3 separate regions of the Mus musculus genome follow, and regions 1 and 2 are each linked to region 3. The links are chromatin loops, found by intact Hi-C in ENCODE. Cell type or tissue: heart. All regions are shown on one strand. Links, peaks and the distances in the headings refer to the core of each region. The heading gives the core; the rest is flanking DNA.

The links. Hi-C counts contacts between places; a loop is a spot of excess contacts. Peaks named below come from ENCODE experiments on the same cell type or tissue, not always from the same donor. Only the 100,000 strongest peaks of a DNase experiment are listed, where the experiment ranks them.
Region 1: it touches region 3 in a loop (6-fold over the local background); 8 of 42 quality-filtered maps call a loop at or near these places.
Region 2: it touches region 3 in a loop (4-fold over the local background); 8 of 42 quality-filtered maps call a loop at or near these places.

The regions. Positions count from the first base shown.
Region 1 is chr16:23,104,841-23,110,813 of GRCm38, reverse strand. It overlaps Eif4a2 (eukaryotic translation initiation factor 4A2), which reads right to left and starts at 3,346. Exons shown (of 11, transcript NM_013506.3): 1 at 2,994-3,346; 2 at 2,181-2,226; 3 at 1,963-2,095; 4 at 1,555-1,694; 5 at 661-829; 6 at 471-580; 7 at 91-234. The coding sequence starts at 3,022. Snord2 (small nucleolar RNA, C/D box 2) reads right to left here and starts at 1,861; the gene lies at 1,794-1,861. Snora81 (small nucleolar RNA, H/ACA box 81) reads right to left here and starts at 44; the gene lies at 1-44. LOC115488690 (a small nucleolar RNA gene) reads right to left here and starts at 431; the gene lies at 307-431. In heart, for the core only: a CTCF peak has its summit at 3,415; DNase peaks (open chromatin) are centred at 2,563, 3,063 and 3,413; H3K4me3 peaks cover 3,333 bases; H3K27ac peaks cover 2,986 bases.
Region 2 is chr16:23,125,040-23,131,012 of GRCm38, reverse strand. It overlaps Rfc4 (replication factor C (activator 1) 4), which reads left to right and starts at 3,283. Exons shown (of 11, transcript NM_145480.1): 1 at 3,283-3,328; 2 at 3,472-3,613. The coding sequence starts at 3,483. In heart, for the core only: a CTCF peak has its summit at 2,766 (motif pointing right); a DNase peak (open chromatin) is centred at 3,202; H3K4me3 peaks cover 2,375 bases; H3K27ac peaks cover 1,885 bases.
Region 3 is chr16:22,854,509-22,860,481 of GRCm38, reverse strand. Tbccd1 (TBCC domain containing 1) reads left to right here and starts at 2,813. Exons shown (of 8, transcript NM_001081368.2): 1 at 2,813-3,137. It overlaps Dnajb11 (DnaJ heat shock protein family (Hsp40) member B11), which reads right to left and starts at 2,637. Exons shown (of 10, transcript NM_001190804.1): 1 at 2,373-2,637. The coding sequence starts at 2,440. In heart, for the core only: no CTCF peak of the experiment used is centred there; a DNase peak (open chromatin) is centred at 2,791; H3K4me3 peaks cover 2,840 bases; H3K27ac peaks cover 1,990 bases.

The sequences.
Region 1 (5,973 bases), core at 644-5,643, 250 kb before region 3:
AAAACCAAGATAGAATCTTAGTTCCTGCAATTTTAGCACAGTGCTTATACAAGAAGGTGAAAAAAAAAAAAAAGCTTGTAACAAAATTACCTCTCGCTCAACATTAATATAAAATTGTTTAATTCCTTCAAGGGTCAATTCTTCCTTCTTCACCAGAATTCGAATTGGATCTCTCATGAATTTCTTGGTCACTTCTAGCACATCAGTTGGCATTGTGGCAGAAAGCAACACAACCTTTAAAAAATAAAATGCTTGTCTTTATCTGTTTAGTTTGTATAATCTTTTTAGCAAATGCTAGACGGGAAAATGTTTGAAACCAAGCGTCTCTGCCTTAGTATGGTAGAGCTAGGCAGAGATAGTAATGTATCAAATGCTTTAAGCAGGGGGAACGACAATAGAACACTTCAGTTTTATTGTAACTGTACCTGCATGAAACCTAACCCCAAATAAATAGAAGAAATAAACTTTACCTGAATGCTTGTATTTAATTTCTGGAAAATCTCATAGATCTGATCCTTAAACCCTCGGCTCAACATTTCATCTGCTTCGTCCAAAACGAACATTTTGATCCATTTTGGAGCTGTTAATAAGAAAGTCATACTGCATCACCAAGTTCTCATAACCTTTTGATAAGAAGGACCATTAAGATTCACTACTTACAAAGGTATCTTCTGTTTAGCATATCAAACACTCTCCCTGGAGTACCAACAACAATGTGAGGGGCTTCAGCCTGCAACTTCTGCATTTCATTTCGAACATTTGTTCCTCCAATGCAAGCATGACAAGTTGCTCCCATATAATCTCCAAGAGCCAAAATTACCTTTTGGATCTAAAAGCCAAAAATGGTAGTTATTCTATAAAACCTAGGTCTAAGACTAAGCTTAAAGGCATAATTGCACTATTATATATGCCAACAGCTTTTATGCATGCATAGCACAAAATTTACTAATTTCAAGCTTAAAATTCACCTTAAACTTAATGCTCCCTCCTCTTTTTAAACTTGGGACCTTGTTACCTCAAACACCAACTAGGAACGTAAATAATCAATTTCTACATTCTCCACTGTGTAGTGAAATGCTTTTAAGGGCAAATATTGGTATTTTTTCCCACAAGGCACTGAGCCTTATAATCTTGACCCGAATAAAGCTTGCAGCTTCATCAGGAAGTATTACTTCAAAGCCAATATAGCAGTGCTTTGAAAACATAGCATGCAACAGATGCATCACAAACTACTGAGACAGTCAAATGTTTAACATGTCACTGCAGTTTTCATGTTGCACAACTGCATTCCAAATTTTAAATGGGTACAGATATAATCCACCCTGAGAAACCTATGGGTTTAACTGTTGAGGTGCAATCAATCCCTAAAGTCATACCTACAATACCCATTTCCTGCTTAGCTTTCAACAAAACTCCCTGCATGCATGGACAATTAAAATGGGGGCTCTCACAGGACTAGGACAATTTATACGTTTTAATTTTAAATTCTTCACAGTTGTGAAACCTGAAACCTATGCAACACGCAAGCAGTTTTTTGAACTACACTATCAATACCTGTTGAGCCAGTTCTCTGGTGGGGGCCAATACTAGTGCTTGGGTCTCCTTGAACTCAATCTCCAACTGTTGCAGGATGGAAATAGCAAATGTGGCTGTCTTGCCAGTACCTGACTGAGCTTGAGCAATCACATCATACCCTAAAAAAAGTAGGATACATATTTACCGATCCCACATCAAATCGTTACTTCTACTATACACCATGTATTCCAGTTGGAACATAAAGTTACGCCCACATAAGTGATCAGCAAGAGTATTCTCTTCATTTCAGGTCAGTCCCGAAAGATGATTTGCCATCATTTCACTTTAAGGAATACAATCAGGTGCTAGTACTTCCCCAAAGGTCACTTTCCCTTTTCCGGTCCATGTATGTGCAGAGCACTTATCCTAACGGCAATAGAGTTTTACCTTTAATACAAGGGATAATAGCTCTTTGCTGAATAGCTGAAGGCTTCTCAAAACCATATGCATAGATGCCTCGAAGAAGGGACTCCTTTAAATTCATATCATCAAAGTTATCAACAATTTCATTCCAGTTGCTCTGTAAGTTAATAATGAAACTATGAATAAGACATGAAAAAAAAATGTACCTTTCCAAACCTTTAACGTCCACACCCACTCCTTACCTCGATGACACCATCGGGGTCCATTCCCTCTGGGCCGCCATGTTCTCTGCTGACAACAACACTGCAGTTAGACATACTGCTTCCAAGCCACGCAGAGACCCTTAAAGGGCCCTTCCACCCCGTACCTCATTCCCCTCCGCGCCCCTGTGCTCTGCTGAAAACGCCTCAAAACCGGCCGCAATGCTGCGAAGCGCCATTCGCCCTCCCCAACAGCTTGGGACTTGGACCCCTAAGTATAGACGCCCCTTTACTCAGTGCCCTAGGACCAGGCCCTCCCGCTTGGGAAGCGAAGCTCTCGCGAGTGCTCCGCGCGCCGAGCTCCGCCCCTAACTCTGCGCAAGCCGGCGTGATTGACGCCGAAAGGCCCAGGCAGGTCCATGCCAACGGCTCCGTCGCTCCGTTTCACGGTCCAGGGTGATCGTCCCCTGGCCGTCCAATCTCCCATCTCGACAGAACCCTAAGAACGCCAGCTCGCGCCACTGGCCGCCAATAAACCTTCGGGTCCCGGTTACCCGCCCCTAAGCAGTCTGCGCCACGGCTCCGCTTGCCATATCCCGTACGGGGAGGGGCAGCAGCCAAGATGTCACAATGTGTCCTAAGAAAGGGCATCCTTAATACTCCGTTCTTGTATCCGTCCTGTCTCCCCAACATCTGGAGTCTTACCATCATGGAAGCTTCTCGAAGGGCACAAGGAGAAGTGTGTGCCCTAAGAAAAAGCCCGCATACCTGCAGTGTGGCCGCCAAGCAACCCACCTCAACGCGGGTCCTAGTGACCTTGACTACAGGCCACCGGCCGCCCCGGGAGCGCCGTACCTGTTGTAATCCGCGGAGCCACCAGACATGATCCGAAAACCCACTCAGCGCCCGACTGAAAAGACAGGCGGACGGCGCCGCCCGTTTTTTATAGGCTCGCGGCCGGAACCCGTTTCTCGCGGAGGAATTTCCTTATTCCCCTTTCGGAAGCCACAAAATTGTACTCCTGGAGTTTGTTACCGGAGGTGAAGCCCTACAGGAGTCGATGACAAAATCCACATTTCACTATTACTTGGTATTACAGCGTTCCCGGAGATCCACGAATCGGGAACGGGTCTGGGACTCTTTGCTTTCGGCGGAAGAATATTGCAGCAGCGCGACCGCGCGCCGCGCTCCTCGGCCGCCCTGCTCCTACGGGGTTTCCGCGGCCCTGCCGCAGAGGCCGGCGGAGCCCTGGGCGCTTAGGGCGGAAGCCGGTGGCGCTGTTCGCTGGCGGGCGGCGTCTCCAGGACGCAGCTCCGGGCTACCTGCGCGTCAGCGTGCCCTTGGTCCGAGCCACCGCGTTCCGTGCCGGAACAGAATAGGGTTACCCCGCCCGTTCTCACTGCTGTTTAATGTGACAGGAAAGGGCTACCTGGCATTTCGCCCAGCCATTTAATATCCATTCAGATCTGGAACGTGTGAAACCCCTGCCACGGAAAATGTCGGCCACCCAGCACATCCTAGGAAATCCAGTTTGCAGTTCTATTTTTGTAAGACGAGAAGCACAGTGTGTAGTATCATTAACAGATGTCCCTAGGGTGGTGATTCGATTTTCATCTCTTTCTGGTCGGTCGTCTTCAGCTCTGGCTTAAAAAATAATGCTAATAATTTCAACCTAACAGGTGCGAGAAATGACTGATAGAATCACTACCAACTTGTGCAAAGGACCTGTCATTCTTTGTAACACAGAAATGTAAATGGGTGCTTCTGGCAGACTCAGCCCTAGCACTTCAAGAGCTGATTGTCTCTTCTGGTAAAACAAAACAAAAACAAAAAACAAAAACGATTTTAATCATCTAATATTGCCTTACTGAAATTGAGACAATATAGTTCGTATTGCTCGTAATAAACTTGCATGGCTGCATAAGCCTAGACGTTTCCAGTCAGCCACAACTCGAGCCCCTTGCAAAAAAATATAAGATATTTAATCCTTGAATTTTAAAATATGAAAGTATCCTGAACACTCAAAAATTTTTCTCATTAATTCAGAAGACCAAAGACTGACTAACCAGAGAAGGAAAAGGCTCAGTTTGGTAATTTACGAAAAGTATTTGGCTCTAAAAAGATTAAATTAGATTAAATTGTATTTGTTTATTTATTGAGTGTGCACCTCAGCGCGTGGAAGTCAACGGACGACTCTTAGGAGTTGATTCGTCTCCTACTACTTGGATCCCACAAGTGGGTCCTGGGGATGGAACTTAGGTCAGCATGCCCTAAGGCCAGCATTGAATCATCTTGCCAGCCCTATGTGCTATCCTTACTCAAAAATAAAACCTGTACTTATTTGGAAGTTATTGTGTCAGAAACTGTTACAAAATGATGACAAAATAGAGACCGGGTGTGGTGACATGGACTTTTAACCCTAGCACTCAGGAAGTGGAGGCTCGTGGATCCCTGCAAGTCTTAGAGGGTTCAGGCCAGCAAGGGCTATATAATGAGACCTTGCCTCAAGGGACAAGTGAGTGAGTGACAAAATGGATTGGCCATCCTGTGTAGAGTCTCTTTCAAAGTTGCCATAAAAATAAAAATAAATAATACTTCCTGATCTAAGAAACTCAACAAAGTTCAGTTTTTCTGAGGAAGACTACATGTGCCTAACAGATGTTTTCGTTATGGTTAGTACTGTCATTACATGCCCTGAGGATTTTCCTAAGTCCCTTAAGAGGAAATATTTAAGGCTAACCTTTAGACTATAACTGTGGAAGACATTTTGTATTTAAAAAGTATAGTCTGAGTATGGTCACACATGTCTTTAATCCCAGCACTCATGGAGGCAGATGGATCTCTATGAGTTTCAAGGCCAGCCTGGTCTACATAGTGGACAGTCAGAGGTACATAGTGAAACCCAGTCTTGGAAAAAAATGACAATAATAATAATAATAAATTAGAAGATAATAAATCAAAGTCTCCATCCCCCATGAGGTGTTTCCAGTAAACACTGTGCTTATCCTGTTCTCACAGCATAAATAGCACCAAGTAACTCATGAGCTAAAAATAAAGCATAGATTCTTAAGGTTTTGTAAGTCTGTATAGATGGAGTTGACACCAATATAAGGATACTCAGCTATCATCTGAAAGTAGCCTTATCAAAGTTAACTATAAATACTCTTAGTGGCCAGGCAGTGGTGGTGCAAGCCTTTAACCCCAGCACTTGTGAGGCAGAGGTAGAGGTGCAAGCAGTGGGATCTCTGAATTTGAGGCCAACCTGGCCTACAGAGCAAATTCCAGAACAGCCAGGGCTACACAGAGAAACTGTATCTCAAAAGTAAATGAATGAATGTTTATATAAATATAAATGTTCCTTAATAATCTTGGAATGTGTGAGACCAGTTATACTACAAATGGTAATTAAAAAAAAAAAATCTTAACCAAGCCACAGGCCTGTGATTTTACCTACTCAAGAGGCAGAGCCAAGAGAATCACAAGTTCAAGGTGCACCTGGGCTAGAGCATGGGCAAGAGCCCCCTGAAATACATAAATACTGCTTAAAAACAAAACAAATACGGGGCATGGTGGTACACGCCTTTAATCCCAGCACTGGGGAGGCAGAGGCAGGTGAATTTCTGAGTTCAAGGCCAGCCTGTTCTACAGAGTGAGTTCCAGGACAGTCAGAGCTATACAGAGAAACCTTATCTCGAAAAACAAAAACAAAAACAAAAAGAGGCCAGCCTGGTCTACAGAGTGAGTTCCAGGACAGTTAGGGCTACACAGAGAAACCCGGTCTCGGAAAAAAAAAAAAAAAAAAAAAAACACCAAAAATTAAATAGAGCCTTGCACA
Region 2 (5,973 bases), core at 644-5,643, 270 kb before region 3:
ATGTCCCTTGGTGCACACATGGGCATCAGAGGACAACTTTGTTGACTCAGTTTTCTCCTTCCAGCTTTACATGGGTACTAGGGATTGAACTCCCCTTTAATCAATGAGCCACTTCACTGACCCTTTCTACTGCCCTTCTTAGCTATGGGCCTGAAGTCCTTATATAGGAATGCCCAGTATAGAGCAATTATGCCAATAATCCCCACAGCTGAAAAGTAGTCTGGGCCGGGGCAGGGGGTGGTGGTGTAAAAATGAAGTGAGTGATGCTCCTGTGTTAGAGGTTCAAAAGTGCTAGGCAGATTTAGGTTGCTGCTATTCCTGACATTCTTGGTGCCAACACTTTGGAAATCACCATCTCTCTGTTCCCAGATGCCCTTAAGTCCACATTCTGTCCTGTGTGTCTCATCTCATCACAGGGGCCAGCCTTGCCTTCTGACATTCACATGTGATCTCATCTCAGATTCTTATTGTCCTGTTTGCTCCTGGTGACATTACCCAACAGGCTGAAGCTGCCAAGTATGAAACTGATCCCTGCATAGATAGATAAATAGGCAGACAGACTATCTAGATAGCTAGATCAATCGATCTGTAAAAGGGCCAAACGACCTTTTCGCAGGGGTCATATATCCTGCAGAACAGATATGTACAATTCATAACAGTAACAAATTACTGTTATGAAATAGCAACAAAATGATGCTTCAGCATTAGGTAGGTTGAGAACCACTGGCTTAGAGATGATGCCAGCCTCCTGTGGGCCTCTTACACGTGGTTTTTGTATTTGTTCATAAGCAGTGGGTTTTTCCTAGTAAAAGGTGTCAGAACACTAAGAATGAAGTTGTGAGAATTCTGTGTGCTTGTGGCAATACCCCAAGAAAAGACGAGTTTGTGATCCTCAGTTTCTTCAAAACACGGAACTGTTCTTGGAATGGGTTTCCATGCCCCTCCCAGGCGCACTGGGAGTGCATTCATTTCAAATCATTCATTACAACTGGCTACTGCTGTTTTCTGCCTCTATGGAAAAAAACATGTTTTTGCCAGGTGTGGCTTATCCTTATGATTGTACACTTTTCTCCTGTGCTTATTCTTAACTCTCAGGGTTATAAACTATCTGGTGCTCTGAATAAAGTTATTGCATGAGACTAGCCCACCTCATTTTAGACTTCATTCTCCCAGGCCAGGACCCATCACCTTTACAGTGGTAAACAGCATGGAGATTTTTCAGTTGGGCTATTCCTGCATAGTTTACGTTCTCATCCCCAGTCACAATAAGTGGGCTATTTTATGGAGGAAATTCAGTTAGAATAACAAATAGTGTAGTGAAAAGCAATGCACTCTGTCTTGTGCTGGGTAATTTGTAATGAATGTATACTTACTTAAGGCTTGTTTTCTGGTTCTGGAACTCGCTCTGTAGACCAGGCTGTCCTCAGATCAACTGCCTCTACCTCAGCCTCCCAAATGCTGGATTTAAGGCACATGCCACCCCCACGCCCAGCTATGCTTAGTTTTGTTTTGTTCTGAAGACTTTTTTTTATGTATACGGGTACACCGTAGCTCATCTTCAAACTGCAGCTGTCTTTAGACACACCAGAAGAGGGCTTCAGATTCCATGACAGATGGTTGTGAGCCACCATGTGGTTTCTGGGAATTGAACTCAAGACCTCTGGAAAGAGGTCAGTGCTCTTAACCGCTGAGCCATCTCTTCAGCCCCTCTACTGGAATCCCAGTTCTTAAATCTGGCAAGTTTAAGCTTAAGCACCATCTGGTAGGATCTCTTGCAGAACCATCTCAAGGGGGAACGAAAACCGAAAAGAACAAAGTCTCTTGTTATAGCATTAACCCTGGAATTACTGAGGACAACACCGGGGATTGATTACATTGAGGTTTTCCATCTGAGGTTTGGAGGAAGCAGAAACATTATGTCCACTAACCACAGACCTTATAAATACATAGTCCCAGACACCAGAGATTCTGACCTTGTAGGTCTGTTTTGGGACTGAAAGTGTACTTCTGCCAAACCCTGCACAGGCTTCTGATGAAATGCAGCCTTTTAGAATTTTGGTTCTAGAAAATGAGCACAATTAGACAAATTCTACTTCTGGTGGAAACAATGACATTTCATCCACTGTAGGGCAAAGGTTAGTTGAACCCCCTGAGGGCTCAGGGGTTCTATCCAGGAAGGGTGACTATCTTTCACTCCTGTGGCTGGCAAGTTCAGCTCCCAGCAATGCAGTTACTGGAGCAGTCGTCGCTGTTGGACTCGTGTGACAACCACCTCTGCTACCAAAGCTACACTAGGAACTTATTATGCTAACATGAGGACATCTAAGGGCAGAGGCTGGCTAAGAACTGAAAGATTCATTTGGACTAGTAAATCCTTCACAGGACAAGCTGTCTGCTGACAGTTGGTATATACTACAAAGCTTTCAAATTCTTTCTTTTTCGCTTGGTCCACCCCCCCCCCCCCCCAAGATGCTGGAACGCAAACTCCAGTCCTCTGGGAAAGCAGCAAGTCCTTTTAACTGATGAGTTTATCTCCTGCCCGATCACGAGGTTTTTGAGTGGGTCTCGGGAATTACAAAATGCCCATAGAAGATGGTCCTCCCTCCCTACAATAAGCTGATTTTACTGACTGTAAGACATCTGTCCCGGGCTGTGTGTGTTTAAGTATTCCGCTTGCGTGCAAGTACGTGCAGCACACGTATTCAGGGTCTGCAGCCCTGAAGGGAACGTTGGACCCCTGAACTGGAGTTCCAGTTGTGAGCCACCAGATGGCTATCAAAACCCCAAGTATCAAACCGAAGTCCTCCACAAAAGCAGTGAATGCTCTTAAACCGCTGAGCCTTCTCTCTAGCTTCACTTCTAAAAAGCAGTTTGCTCTGTGTCCTTGAATATCGGGGGCAGGGCAGTAGTTCGCACAGTGTCCCCTTCCGGCGAAGGGTCAAGTGAGCACGTCTTGGCCCTGACCTCCGGGCTGACGGACGATGGCAGCAAACCCAAGAAGCCACTGGCTTAATGAAAGCCTCTCCCAGCGTGGGCCCGCCCTAGGCCCGGTCCTTCGAGCAAAGCTTTCTCCTTAGGTCGGCTCCTCCCCGACCGCGCTCTGCAGTGTCTGCTGGGCCGAGGTCTGGCCGCGGAGTCTACACAGGATCACCTCCGCGGAACGCCCCAGATGCACCCAGAAGCCGAGCTTAGCCACCGCTAGCCAAAAAGGGAGCGCGTCACTGGCACCCGCGCGCCGGAAGTGACGTTATTGCGTGGCGCGCTCCCGCCATGCCTTTCGCCGCCGTTCTGTGGCGGGAACCGCGGTGCCAGGGGGACGGTGACGACTGTAAGTGATGGGTCTGAGTGTTCTCAGCCTTTTACAGGCTGGCGGGGACCGGGATGTGACCTCCGCCTTCCCTCTAGGCACAAAGTTAGGGGTCCTTTCAAGGGGAGCTGCCCCATAATGGTTTCTTTTTGTCTTATACCCAGGAGAAGAAGCCATGCAGGCATTTCTGAAAGGCACATCTGTCAGTGCCAAAGCACAACTGACCAAGGACCGGGGGACACCTGCCACTGCAGGAAGCAGTGGAGAAACCAAGAAAGTCAAACCAGTTCCTTGGGTGGAAAAATAGTAAGAACTGCTTGTACTTTTGTTGAAATAACTAATAAGTGCTAGTGGGGTTTTTTTTTTAATGTAAGGGGGACTTTGCTATATTTAGATCACACCTTTGAGGGGTAGGGGGACGCGGTATCACCCAATAATAAGTCTTAGTCCTTGGAGTGATACAGTAGTTGAATTTAATTCTTTAGTTATATAGATGACCTAAGATGTTTATAAAGTGTACAGTTTTAGAGCCCTACAGAAACGAAGAAAGCAATGTTTCTGTGAGCTGGCTATAAACACTTCCACTGAAATCTGACTTTTATCCTTGTATGTATATGGTGAAATTTGTTGGGATCTTGTTGTTGATGTTAAGTACCACTACATTGTCATTTGCTAGATGATACTAGAACCGTCAGCTACGTGGAACCTCTTTGATCACTAAGGATCTTCAGGTTATTTACAAGTCAAACAAGGTCCTCGTGTGTGTTATTTTGCTGTTTCAATATTATTGAGAAGTTCAAATATGAGTACTTCATCTATATCACCCCTCTTCCTGCCCCCAACTCATCCCATAGCCGTCCCCGCAGCAAAGCAAGTGGTGGTCCCATTCAGATCATCGGGCTTTGAAAGCTCGCACTTACCTGTTGGGAATCTCGCTAACCTTAATCTAGGCAAGCACTCTACCACTGTTCTATACTCCGGCCCATAGATCTATAGTTTTCACATGTTTAAAATTTATCGTTGAGGAAGGAGGATGCATGCCATCACAAGCATGCTTCGACTCCCAGGTGGAGTAAGTTCTTAGCTGCCCTGTGTATTCCGTGTGTCAAACTTGGATCATCAGACTTGGCAGTAAGTGCCTTTGCCTGCTGAGCCATCTTACCACTCCAAAACTACCTACCTACCTACCTATCTATCTATCTATGTGTGTATATGTATGCATGTGTGTGTATGTATGTGTGTGTATATATATATATGTATATGTATATATATATATATATATATATATATATATATAATTTTTTTTTTAACAAGGAGGTGGGGAAGGGAGGACCTAGGGTTCAGCTTCTCCAGTCAGACGGCTCTGGCTCCAAGCTCTCACATTTGCTCACTTTTATGCTGCCTCTCCTTTGGAGAAGCCTTCATCACCACGTGCCTGTCATACATCCTTGGACGGTTTCACTGTTACCTGCCTCATCCTGGCAGACCTTTATAGCACACGCAATGATTCTTGCCCAGTACCAACCTGATTAATTACGCTGGTGTGGATCAGAGAATTTGGGGCCAATAAAAGGGCTCAGTGGGTAAAAACACTTGATGTAGAAACCTGACAACATGAGTTTGGTCCCCGAACACGGTAGTAGAAGGAGAGACGTGACCTCTGATATTTGTTCCCTTTACATCATCTGTATGTGTTGCCCACAGGCACACACACACACACACAAAACAAATAAAAAATTTTAAATTGTTTCTAGTTAATGTGTTTGAGTGTTTGGCCTACACATATATTGCCTGTGTTCCATGTGTGTACCGAATGCCCATAGAGGCTAGAAAAAGGCGCCAAATACCATAGAACTAGAGTTATAAATAGTTGTGAGCTACCATGTGGGCTCTGGGAATTGAGCCCAGGTCCTCTAGAAGAGCAGCGGGTGCTCTTATCCACTAAGCCATGTCTGTAGCCTCAAAATAAAAGGATGTTTTGTTAATTTACTAGGTAGAAATCTCAGTCATAAAGTTTGGAAAGACAACTTTGTCATAGTTTCTCTTAAAATTACTAAATAATGGCAGGTGGCTCACAGCTTTAGTCACAGCACTAGAGAGGGAGAGGCAAGCAGATATGTGTGGTCCAGATAGGGGGTTCCAAGCTAGCCAGGGGTACACAGATATTTGTCTCAAAAAATAAAAATTAATAAGTGACTTAAAATCAAAATTATTAGCTGGTCCTGGTGGCGCATATCTTTAATCCCAGCTCTCAGCAAATTTCTGAATTTAAGGCCAGCCTCGTCTACAGAGCAAGTTCCAGAACCACAAGGGCTACACAGAAATTCTGTCTTGAAGAGGGGGGAAATGGTACTGACCATTTAATGTATTAACTGAGAAAGTGTGCTATTTATTTATTTATTTATTTATTTTAAACCAAAGTAGTTGCCATTTGTTAGGTTATTAAATAGTCATTTTTAACTCCACTTCATGAGCTTTTCAAGAGATTTTAGCCGGGCAGTGGTGGTGCACACCTTTAATCCTAGCACTCGGGAGGCAGAGGCAGGTGGATTTCTGAGTTCGAGGCCAGCCTGGTCTACAAAGTGAGTTCCAGGACAGCCAGGGCTATACAGAGAAACCCTGACTGGGGGGGGGGGGGGGTGATTTTATGAGATTTTATAGGCAGT
Region 3 (5,973 bases), core at 630-5,629:
CCGCCTCTACCTCTCAAATGCTGAATTTATAGGTATATAAAACCATATCCAGCTCAACTACATACATTTTTTTGTTGTTGTTGTTATTCTGTTTTTCAATACAGGGTTTTTCAGTAGCCCTGCCTGTCCTGGAATTTACTCTGTAGACCAGGCTGGCCTCAAACATAGAGATCTGCCTGCCTCTAGGGATGAACTTATTACTGTTGTTTTGTTAAATAGGCATGTTGTCAAACTACCTTGTAAATATTTAGGTTATATCCATAGACTACATATGAATATATATGGAAATATATGATATAATATAAATACAATCTATGATACAACATGTAAGTATGTTATATTAACACACACACAAATATATATACATGGTTATATGTTATATTCATGAATATAAGGTTAAATCCATGCCACTCTCCTTTTTGGACAGAGAGACCTCTTTCTTCAGGGGCAGTAGTTAATGCAACAGCATAACTGTTCAAAGCATGGAGAATAAGTGAGTGAGTATTGAGACATCAATCTTAAATGGAATGGTGTTTCAACCTTCCACCCCTCTCCCACACTCCCGAAGGTTCATGGGTAGAGGGTACAGAAAGAATGTAAACACAGAGGGTGGGAAGGAGTGTTGTCAAATTTTGTCTTCTGCAAATGGTATTCATGAATTCACTCAAGATATGGTTACCTGAACAAGACCTACCTGAGCAAGCCAATACAAATAGTCACCATGTGAGAAGGCAGCACTAACTAACCGGACTCAGAGAGGTACATGAAGTTAGGACGGGAACATATTGGGGTGTGCCCAGGGCAAGTATATGTGTGGGGGGAGCAAGGAGTTGTGGGTAGGTATATGTGTGTATATGAAACTGTCAGAGAATAATGAAAGATTTAAGAGTGAAAAGGTTAAATGATAGCTCAGAAAAATACAAGAAAGAAAAAGGGGGGGGGGGCTGATATAGTTGAGTGTCAGCATTATTTCCCCAGAGGCTGCTTTATGAGTGACTATAGTATTAACAATATTAGTATTTTCCAGGAATGGTCGTTCATGCCTGCAAGTCTAACACTTGGGAAGTGACGACTGAAGGATCAGGAGGGAGTTCAACGCTGCCTTCAGCTACATATTGAGTTGGAGACCAGCATACCTCAACTCCTACATGCAAAATCGTATGTTGATGTACCTTGGGTACTCCGTGGCTTAATCAAACAAGAACAAAACAATAAAGTGTATGTAAGAAATGTCAACTTTGAGAAATTTAAAGTATGTCACAAAGAAGAAATGATAAGATTAAAGCAAACAAAACAAAACAAAATAAAGAAAATAACTTTAAAAGCTATGCTAAGCAGTGAGTTTCCCATTATGAACAACCTATAAATTGTCAAAATCTGACATCTATGAGCTTTTGGTGTGTTTTTATTTTTGCAGTTATGTATATATTTGAAATAGCATGTGATATAGGCCAGGCAAATCTGGAACTCAGTCGATAGCTGAAAATGACCTTGAGTTCTGACCCACCTATTTTCATCAGCCCAAAGAAGGGATTGAGGGTGAAGGCATTCTAGAACACAAGTCCAACATACCATATCCTAAGTCACCACATCTATAGGGTCGTGCATGCATTTAAATGCTGGGAGAAACTTTAAGCCTGCTCTTTCTCCCTGAAAGTTGGCACAGTTATCCCTGATTTCAGGAACTTGACACAGTTCCTTCAAGCTTGTAGGATTCCTAAGAGTGGCATGAGACTAGAATCCCAGTTTTTATCGCCTGTTAGAGAACTGTTGTCACTCAGACCATCCAGCTCAGGAAGGAACCATGGTGAGAGGCAGCGAGGCAAGAAGACAGTTCAGGTTCGTTAGCCCAAGAAGGTGGGAAGTACAAGGTCTCTCTAAAGTGTCTTGCTGCTCTCTCAAGCCAACTTTCTTCAGTCTGAGCTTGGCTTCCTTTCTTGCTCTCCTCATTTGACATGGCATCATGGCCCACCCACTTTAGTGTCAGCCTTTTGGAGGCTTGTTGCAAACTGGGTAACCCACAGTCCCACTCTGGAACTCAGACGTCAAGGACGTATCTATAATCTCAACCCCAGCTTGACACTCGCTTCCTTCATTTCCATCAAGAGCCTCATCCCTCAGACGTCCGCCTCCCTTCTTCTGCTCACAGCCACTTAACTCCCTCCAATCCCCAAACGTGGTATTTGGCTCTGCAACCAACCCCCGCTCTTCCTGGGGGAAACCTGGCCCTGCACCGCCAGCCTGGCCCACACTACCCCCTTGTCCCTCGACCCGGCAGTGCCCCTCCCTCACTCCTCGATGTCACCCGCGTCCTTCTCAGCAAGGGCCGCCCCTCGGCCTCTTGCTGCACGCGCGGGAGCCCCCTTCCTCACCCGGCGATCACAGTCCCGATGAGGTACAGCAGCAACAGGCAGAAGGTGCTCAGGTTCTGCGGGGCCATGGCGTCCCCTGGTCCTACCCTCTCAGCCTCCGGTGCCGCTGCGTCGGCTGACCAGCCCTTCCGGCCCAGGGAGGCCGCCTCACGCCGGGGTCTCTCTCTTGCCCGGCCGCGGAGACAGGTAGCGCGCCCCTTCCTCAGCTGCCACCTTCCGGGAGCCCCAGAGCCGGCGAGCAGCCAGGCGTGGGCCAATCGCCGCCGGGGACATCACACGCGGCCGCCACTCCGCAGCCAATCAGCGCGGTACACTTCACCTCCGAGGCGGCGCGGGAAGCCAATCAGACAGCAGAACAGCCGTCGTGTCCGCCGGCCAATGGGAAGAGAAAACGTCAGAGGTTCGCGCCGCCCGGAAGCGGCTGAGAACCGGAGAGAGTTAGGAGCCGAGAAAGAGCGCGCTGCTGTAGGAAACCCGAATGTCCACCAATCGCGAGGCTCCTTCCCGATTCCGACCAATTGCTTGAGAGAGGTCTTACTACCAGTCTGGAAGCTACGCCATGTGCACACGTGACTTGCGAGCGCTCACCGAAGTGCAACCCCAGGAGGTGTCAAAGTACGTGGGGCGTCTTGCCTGGGGATAGGCTCTCCCAGTACTAACTTATTACAGTCTCGCTACCGTGGAAAAGAGGGACCTGGTACCTTGTAGAGACGCCGCCATAGAGACCGACTTAAGTTAAGATTCGGCTTCCAGCACTCCGTAGCGGTGAGGCAGCCCCATCTCCACCCCACTTTCGAACCTGTTTTCTACAGAACTAAGGCAAAGCGTTCTCTGGCAGTGTTGGGAATTAATTAAACTTTTTTTTTTCCTGCAAGTTTCCTAGCAGAATTGCACACAGCAAGCATGCAATCAATAAAAGGCACTAGAGCTTGTTCATCGGTTGCTCTTTTCTCCAGTTTTGTTTACCTCAGACAACTAGTTGTTTAGGACAGCTTCTCAGCTTAGCTTCCTGCATAACCTATTCAGATTTTTATCAGTGAACCGTAATGTGTGCTTGTCCACTATAGCTCCACCTCTGAGTCATAATTATCTCCTGCTTGCAAAGGTCTCATAACCGATCTCCCTGCCTCCAAACTTCATATCTTGATACACTATTTTAAAGTTCCTCTGCTCTCCACCCTATGATTGTGTGCACTCGGGAGCGCACTAGGGAACCTGGAGATCACAGATTAGACTAGGCTGGTGGACCCAGGAGCTCGAGAACCGTCTCTGTCTCTTGAGTGCTGGGAATCCAGGACGTTGTTGTTGCAGTTGCTACAATGGGCGGAATTCAAGACCCCCTGTTTGTATGGCAAGTAAGTGGCAAGCTTTATGGACTGAACTATCCCCAGCGCACTCCCGCTTTTTAAAAACTATGTCAAATCATCCTCTCCTGCTTAAAACCTTTAGTGGCTTTTCATTGCACTCAAAGTAAAAGGCCAAGTCTATGGTAACTTACAAAGCTGTCTAATTTAATGATATATATCCTCACCTATTAAATATCGTAGCATGTTCCAGAATAATCAACTCCCTTCCTTTTAAAAATGTTTCATTGTGTATAGTCATTGTATATGGTACTTTCTTGTATAGTCAAACTGTATAATGTATATATTTTTACCTTTTTCTCTCTGTGCTGTTATTCCTTTTGTTTCTCTAGGTGATTTGGCATTGCCATATACACATATGTGATTTTAAGTACCTATATAAAATCTAGGAGCCACACATTGAGATAAAACATGTATTTGTTTCTCTGAGACAAGATAGTCATCTAGACAAGATAGTTATCTCCAGTTATATCCATTTTCCTGTATACAACAAAATTGCATTCCTAAATTTTTGCTTGTGAGCCTAACCTTTAATGGTTAAGCCATCTTTTGTATCCTATAGCTGCATTTTCTATGGTTTGGAAGAAAACATTGTACATAAGCCACATTTTCTTTATTCTCTTGTTGAACTCCTAAGTCCATCCTGTAAGTTAGCTATTGTGAATAGTGCTGGAACAAACATTGATGTTTTGCCAAAACCTCAATGAGAAAGAAAAAGGTTTATTTTGATGTTCATGGGTGCTGTGATGGTTTGTATAGCCTTGGACCAGGGAGTGGCACCATCTGAAGGTGTGGCCTTGTTGGAATAGGTGTGACTTGGTTGGAATGGGTGTGTCATTGTGGGTGTGGGTATAAGATCCTCACTCTAGTTGCCTGGAAGTCAGTCTTCCACTAGCAGCCTTTGGATGAAGACGTAGAACTCTCAGCTCTGCCTGCACCATGCCTGCCTGGATACTGCCATGCTCCCACCTTGATGATAATGGACTGAACCTCTGAACCTGTAAGCCAGCCCCAATTAAATGTTGTTTTTATAAGACTTGCCTTGGTCATGGTGTCTGTTCACAGCAGTAAAACCCTGACTAAGACAGGTGCTTTGCCTACATGTAACCTAGTGAGTGCATGCCTTTTTGCTCAAAAAGGCCAGAAGAGGATGGAGAATCCCTTGGAATTGAAGTTGATGAGTTAGTGTGTGTTCTATAGTTCCTCTCGAGGAGGTTTCTAGTTTTAGTCTATTGATGACAGATTACATAATGAGATTATTTCATTTTTCCTGTGTTTGTTAAGGCTTGCTTTGTGTGTTGTTATGTGCTGCATCTTACATGTTCTATGAGATATTGAGAAGACTGGGGGTGTTTGTAGATGGTCTGGTAGGTCTATGTGATGTAGGATGCTGTTGAATTCTGCTGTTTATTTGTTGTCAGGATAGCCTGTGTACTGACAAGAGTGGGGTCTTTAACTCTTCCATTATTGTGCTAGAGCTAATCTGTGTCCACATCTATTCTCTGTCTTTCTTTTATAGAATATTTACTTTTTAAAAGTTTATTTTTATTTTATGTGCATTGGTATTTTGCCTGCATATATGTCTGTGAGGGAGTCAGACCCCCTGAAACAGGAGCTACAGGCAGTTGTGAGCTGCCACGTGGGTGCTGGGAATTAATTTGGGTCCTTTGTAAGAACAGCCAGTGCTCTTAACTTCTGAGCCATCTTCTCAATCAATCCTATCTGTCTCTATTTATAGTAGTATCTGTTTTATATAATTGGGTGGTCTGTGTTTTGGGAATATATGATTTGTAATAGTAACATCTTCTTGATTGATTATTGCTGACTAAAAGTGACCTTATCTTTTCTGAATAGATTTGGTTGAAATATAGTTTGTCAGATACTAAATTAGCAACACCCATCTGTTTTTTTTTTTTGAATACCTTTTTCCATTCTTTCTCCCCAAGGTGGTTAGTAGTATCTGTCGTTGATGGTGAGATGCATTTCTTGGAGGCAACAAAAAAGGTAGATCTTACCTACCTCTTTTTAATCCAGTCTGCTAGCCTGTGTCTTTTGATTGGGGGATCAAGATAATAGAAATTCAATTATCAATGAAAATAAGTATTACTCTCCATCATTTTGTTGATTTGTAGTGTGTCTTAGAGTTTTACTGCTCTAAACAGTCACCATGACCAAGGGAACTCTTACGGACAACATTTAACTGGGGCTGGCTTACAGGCTCAGAGATTCAGTCTATT